Linked DNA regions of Mus musculus: region 2 is linked to region 1. The links are chromatin loops, found by intact Hi-C in ENCODE. Cell type or tissue: left cerebral cortex. All regions are shown on one strand. Each heading gives the region's core, and the rest is flanking DNA. Links, peaks and the distances in the headings are about the cores only.

Evidence for each region. Hi-C counts contacts between places; a loop is a spot of excess contacts. Peaks named below come from ENCODE experiments on the same cell type or tissue, not always from the same donor. Only the 100,000 strongest peaks of a DNase experiment are listed, where the experiment ranks them.
Region 2: it touches region 1 in a loop (1.8-fold over the local background); 1 of 42 quality-filtered maps calls a loop at or near these places.

The regions. Positions count from the first base shown.
Region 1 is chr10:125,783,538-125,786,450 of GRCm38, forward strand. No RefSeq gene overlaps it. Among named protein-coding and RNA genes, the nearest start is that of Gm29862, 11 kb to the left of the region's middle. In left cerebral cortex, for the core only: CTCF peaks have their summits at 355 and 1,519 (motif pointing right); DNase peaks (open chromatin) are centred at 1,543 and 2,053.
Region 2 is chr10:125,964,745-125,967,657 of GRCm38, forward strand. It overlaps Lrig3 (leucine-rich repeats and immunoglobulin-like domains 3), which reads left to right and starts at 1,475. Exons shown (of 19, transcript NM_177152.5): 1 at 1,475-1,967. The coding sequence starts at 1,732. In left cerebral cortex, for the core only: no CTCF peak of the experiment used is centred there; DNase peaks (open chromatin) are centred at 1,386, 2,056 and 2,437; H3K4me3 peaks cover 1,765 bases; H3K27ac peaks cover 994 bases.

The DNA of each region.
Region 1 (2,913 bases), core at 163-2,662:
TTTTTTGTCATTGTGATTTACCAAAGCAATAGAAATGATTTCTAAGGTTTTAAGACAGACTTCATTAAACACAACATCTAAAAAGAATTCATTAGCTCACTGCATATGCCATGCAAGTTTCAACCTCGTCATTATTTAATGTAATTAAAGACATGGGAATCTACATTAATAGATGAGAGTGAAGCCACTAACCTCATGCAGAGAGTCCCCATGAGCTGTCTTCGTGTGGCTAGGAAGGAATATGTTTAGGATTTGCCTCTAATTTCCAAACACCAAGCTACTGTGTAATTCTTCACATTAGTGAGTTGGGAGATGTACCCCCGAGTGGTAGAGTGCTGTCTTTGCACTCCTTTCAATACCCAGAAATCAGAAAAAGAACCCCAAAACAAAAAGTTCACACTCAGACACATATACACCATGCCAAGGTAAGTGAACAGGCATGTACACACTCATGGGACACTCGTGTACACAAAACAAACTTTAGCTAGTTTCTTTCAGAATGTATTAAAACCATGAAAACTTCCAAAAATATGATTAATGTTTGTTGCCTTGCCCTGTACTGCCTGTGGCCCGACCCTACCTGCCCTTGGGGGTTGGAGGTGAAGTGACTTTGAGTCAAAGGCACAGACTCCAGAAGCAGGTGAGAAACTCATTTGAATGCCTCTGCAAGCTCCTTTAATACCTTCCAGTAGGGCTCCATTGGTCCCAAGAAAGCATCTCTTCTAAACAGCAGCTCCCAATTGACTGGTATTGCTGCCTGCTTCAGCAATCCTTGATCTCCAGGCAGCCTTCAATTGGGTCCTCCTGCAGGAGATGCCTTTGCAGCTGGCATTTATGCAGAGGCCGCACTGTTCCTCCTACAAATGATAAATCCATGGAAAGTCTGAATTGGAATAAATGCACTGAGAAGTCCTGACAATCTTTTGCAATGTATTTTAAAACATTGCCCAAGAAAGGACTCTTGCATTCATACCACATGATCCAGTAAAGTGAGGTAGGCCTTATGAAAAAAGGGGAATACTGACCACCACATCCCAGATGCTTGGTGCTTTTATTGGTCCCAGCTAAGGGTCTTCTCCATTCCTTCTTGAGAAGTTACTAAAGCATGAAGACATGATCTACCGTATTTGTTCATAAACAATTGTATGATCTTTCTACTACATGTGACCATCTCTATCAAGGCTCTAGTGTTTGAACAAAGTACGTTGCTATTTAAGTATAGAATGCATTAGACAACTCACGTAGCCCATATAGAGGATGCTTACTTACCATCTCCACAGCCACAGAGATAACTGAACCTATCTGTGAAATTTAAGAAGAATGGCAATGACCTTAAGAACTAAATTTTATTTTTTTTTTAACAGACTAAAGAAAGATACATTTTCAGGTTTATTATCTCTGTGGGCATTTGTGATGTTTACAGAGGACCAATGACCAGGAGGTGGGGGAGGGGGCAAGTGTGAGTTTCTATATCACTAACCCCAGTAAGGGTGCTACACCCTAGCACAGCTGACAGGAGGGGGCATTGTTGCTCTGTGGAATTCATGTACTAGGTCACCATCAATGCTAATGGGAAAGGGGTCTGTGTTTAACTCAGGCTATAACAAAAATACAAAACTCTTTATGCAGCAGAATAGCTCTAGTAAAAAGGCAGGTCGACTCCAAAGCTATTGTGTGCAGCTTTTCTCAACGGCTTTAAGATGGCAGCCAGACTTTTGACACCTTAAATTTGATTTGGTGGTAGGTAAACTTCATTTTTTCCATGGGCATCTCCCCTGGGAAGTTGTCTTCTGAAATGCAAAAGCAAAACCTCTGCTTTGGGAAGTTTACAACCATGATGAATTCATTTTTACTCCTCTTGGATAGTATTCACAGCGGGGAGAGTTGCAGACAAGACGAACAAAAATAAAATATCCCAAGACAAGCAGTTTCAGTGATGTGGTTCCAACACCGAGCCTGCCAGAGATCTCATGGCAAGTCCCATTACTGAGATACCTCCTGCCCGGAGGAGTTTGGAAATATACGTGCACACGCTGTTGGCTCCGAGCCTCTGCTGACGTTCCTCTCGCCCTCTCTGACACCCCTCCACCCCCAGCTTAGCAGTTTAATCAAATCTATCAGAAGAGACAGCTGTGGTTCCATTTTCATTCTGGAGATAATGAGCCGGAGTCTGTGAGCTCTCCTCCAAGCCACCTCCCAGACAGACACCTCATACACTGACAGACCGGCCTCCTGGCCAGCTGTTTCTCACTATTTGAAGCTGATTAGACCTGCAGCCTTTGAGGGCTAATAGCCGCTCTTAGCATTTTGAGAGGGCCACAACTTGAAATAGCCTCCTCCCTTTGGTGGTTCCCACAGCTCTTCACTGAACCATCCAGGAAATGTAAACAGGACACTACTTCACACTCCTGAGAGCCTGCGATGTTAACTTGTTTGCCCGACACTCACTGAGTAGCTTAATTAATTATCTGTGGGTGGCAGATTACATGAAGTCACCCTAGCCCATTAAGTATGCATTTCCTGCATCTAAGTATATTATGAAAACATGGCCGTGTTTTCTTCTGGAGTTCAGAGTGTTTAGAGAGCCTGTCTTGTTCTTTAAGGCCTGGCTGCTTCGTATTTACGTTAGACTGATCGAATTTCAAATGTGAAAGTAAAGATAAAGTACCTGAAAACGTTAAATCCAAGCCATGCGTCATTTGAACAAACTTCTGACAGACACAGAGGACTTGCTAGGGCCTTCCCCACACCCCCAAGGCCACAGAGGATCCCTGTGTGTTCACCCTCCTGGGCTCCTTGCAAAGAGAATTCTTTGTGCATTACGAAACCTTCAGACGAGGTTCCTGTGGGCCCCACCTGTGGCTGAAAACACTTAATTTGGGGTCTGAGTTCCTTTAAGAGACACTGCAATGC
Region 2 (2,913 bases), core at 186-2,685, 180 kb after region 1:
AGGCAGAAGAAAGGGGAGGGGATATCTCACCTAAACTAGGGTGTGCCAACTTCAGAGTCTTTTATTTCCCCATGAATGGCCGTGCTTACACAGGTGAACGCTACAGTGCAAGTCAATGGTCATGGGGTTAAAGTCTCAATTCCATCAGCTATCTCATCCTGCATCAACTAGCTGATTAAGTAACCCAAGTCACAGACATGCTTGGGCAGATACCATGCAGCCAACAACCTACAGAAACAGAGCCTTAAAATTAGTTTATGTCACCCTACAAAATGTTAGGTATCTCTTTGGGACCTATTTTCCCTGAGGTGTTAGCAGATCAACTCTGAGGTCTCCATTATTTTCAACACCTTGCTACCCAGGTTACAGGCTGAGTACATCCAGACAGACTTCAGGGGTGCCTGGTATTTTGGTTCTACCTCCTCCCTCAATATACCCCACAGACAGATAAGCTTATTTAAGTCTGGTAGACTTTTCAGTCAAGAATGTCATCATTCAAAAGGCAGGTAGACTAAGGTAAGTGTGTGTGTGTGTGTGTGTGTGTGTGTGTGTAAGCATGTGTGTGCATGTGCACGTGTGTTTGTGCGTGCGTTCGTGTGTGCATGCGCACGTGTGCTTTTTCTTTCAAGGTCTTAGCATATATTAGTGTGGTTGCTTTTATTCTTCTTAGCTACTATTGTTTGGAATCTGATTGCCAACTTGGATTTATTAATTTATTATTTAGTTTATTAATTTATTTAGTTATTTATTAATTTATTATCATTCCCTCCAGCTCCATCTATTATAAACCAAGCTCCCATATCCCAAACCATGTCCTTTGTCCATCCATCTAGCCATCCATCCATGTGCACATACGTTTGAGACAGGGTCTCACTGTGTTGTCCTGGCCGGCCCGAAACTCATAGGTCTGCCTGCCTCTTCCATACAGTGCTGGGTTGCCAGGCTATACATATACATCATATACAAATACGCATACATATACATTATATATGTCCAATTTATGGGCATAAAAGACCTCACTGGCACCGATATTAATTTTTTTTATGAAAGCCACTGTTTCATTCGCCAACAATATAATAATCGACACAGTTCTCTCGCTAGGAATTGAAAGGCCTTGGAACACTGCAACTACTTTAACTGTACTCTCTAAAGTTTCCCTTAAGTAACTGCAGCTCAGAGCACCAGCCGGCTCAGTCCTTCGCTGGCTCGCTCCTTCGCTGGCTCGCTCTTGCCCTCCCATTCCATCTGATCTATGGTTCTCAGGACATAGCGGAGACTGCTGGCTGCAGACGCTGGAAAATGTAACTCGGAATTTCCTACAATCTCAGCTCCACTTTCTCCCGGGCGCCGGCTCGGGGCTGGAGCCTTGTTATTGTCACGTGGCCGCGGGTGCCAGGCGGGCCAATGGGCGCGCGCCCGCCTTCTCGCCCCGCCTCGCCGTTCCGCCGCGCCGGGACATCGCGCCCCGCCGCCCGCCGCAGGCGGAAAAGTTTCTCGGCGTGCCATCCCGTTCTCGGACGCCGCTCGGGCTGCCTTCACCGTGGCTGCCGGTCCTCCGCTGCTGGCTCTCCCGCTGTGCAGGGGCATGCGAGGCCTTCAGTGCGGGGACTGAGCCACCAGGAGCACGAGGCGGCGATCGGCGTGTCCAGCCCGGTCTGGGAGTCGGTGCTTTTGGGGGTGCGCGAGGTTGTAGAGCTCCGGGCCGAACCGGAGGCGGCGGGGCGCGCGGCGATGGGTGCTCCCGGACTCCGAGCGGCCACCGCGGCGCTGGGACTGCTGCTGTGCGCGGGGCTGGGGCGCGCGGGCCCGGCGGGAAGCGGAGGCCACGGGGCTCCCGGGCAGCTCTTGGACGACGATGCGCAGCGCCCGTGTCCAGCCGCCTGCCACTGCCTCGGGGACCTGCTGGACTGCAGCCGGCGGCGGCTGGTTCGCCTTCCCGATCCTCTCCCGGCCTGGGTCACACGGCTGTGAGTATCAGTATCATTCCGGTGGGGTGAAGGAGACCGGCCCGCCAGGGGTGCGAGACCAGAAGAGTCCGCCTAGGCCCGGGGCTCAGAGCGCACTATACAGCGCCCAGGCCGCTACCGGAGCCCTGTGGGGGGACTCAGTCTCCCTCTGCATCCGCGCAGGTGGGTTCTTGAGTCGCCACTCCTAGGCCAGCAGACCCGACGCCTGCGATTGGGAGCCAGTCTGCGAGACACTGTATTTTGCAAGTTTTCTTCTGAGTTTATGTAGGAAACTGGCCCAACTGTAGCTTCTCAGGGGTTAGTTAGGGTCCCTAGACGGTCACTGCAGGCGCGCCTTTCTCTTATAACCCCCCTTGCTCAAGCAAAGCCGCACAGACTTTTTCTCTCCGCAGTGCTTAATTTCACATTAGCAGACCATCAGCCTCGCTCCCGGGCCACTTTGAAATGCGTCTGCGTCTTGGTTACTGTGAGAAGTTGGGTGCGAAGACTGATCGGGTAGATTAAGCAAAGGAAGTAGGTTTTCACAACCGAGATCTGGGCAAGTTTAGAGCCTGCGCTGAGTGCTGTTTGGCGGATTTTAGCTGGGAAGCCAGAAACCCCGAAGTCACTGCCAACTGTGTGGATAGAACACGGAAGAAAATATAATTTACTTGGAAATGCGAGTCCTTACAAATGTCAGCTCTCTTTATTCTCTCCCAACCCCTAATTTTGTTAAAATTGGAGGGGGCGTTTAAGCCATAAGCAAAAAAGCAAAAGTTGCACTTAAAAAAAAAAGAAGTTGTCCCGTTTAAAAGAAATCAAATCACTTCATACTTAAAGATTCTGAAATTTAGGCCTAGCAGACATTCTCAGCTCTTAAACACTCGTAGGTCCTGACAATATTGGCCAGGCGGCTTAAGAAATCGTGGTTTTGATCCAGTGTCCCAACCTACATTGTTTCATCAGT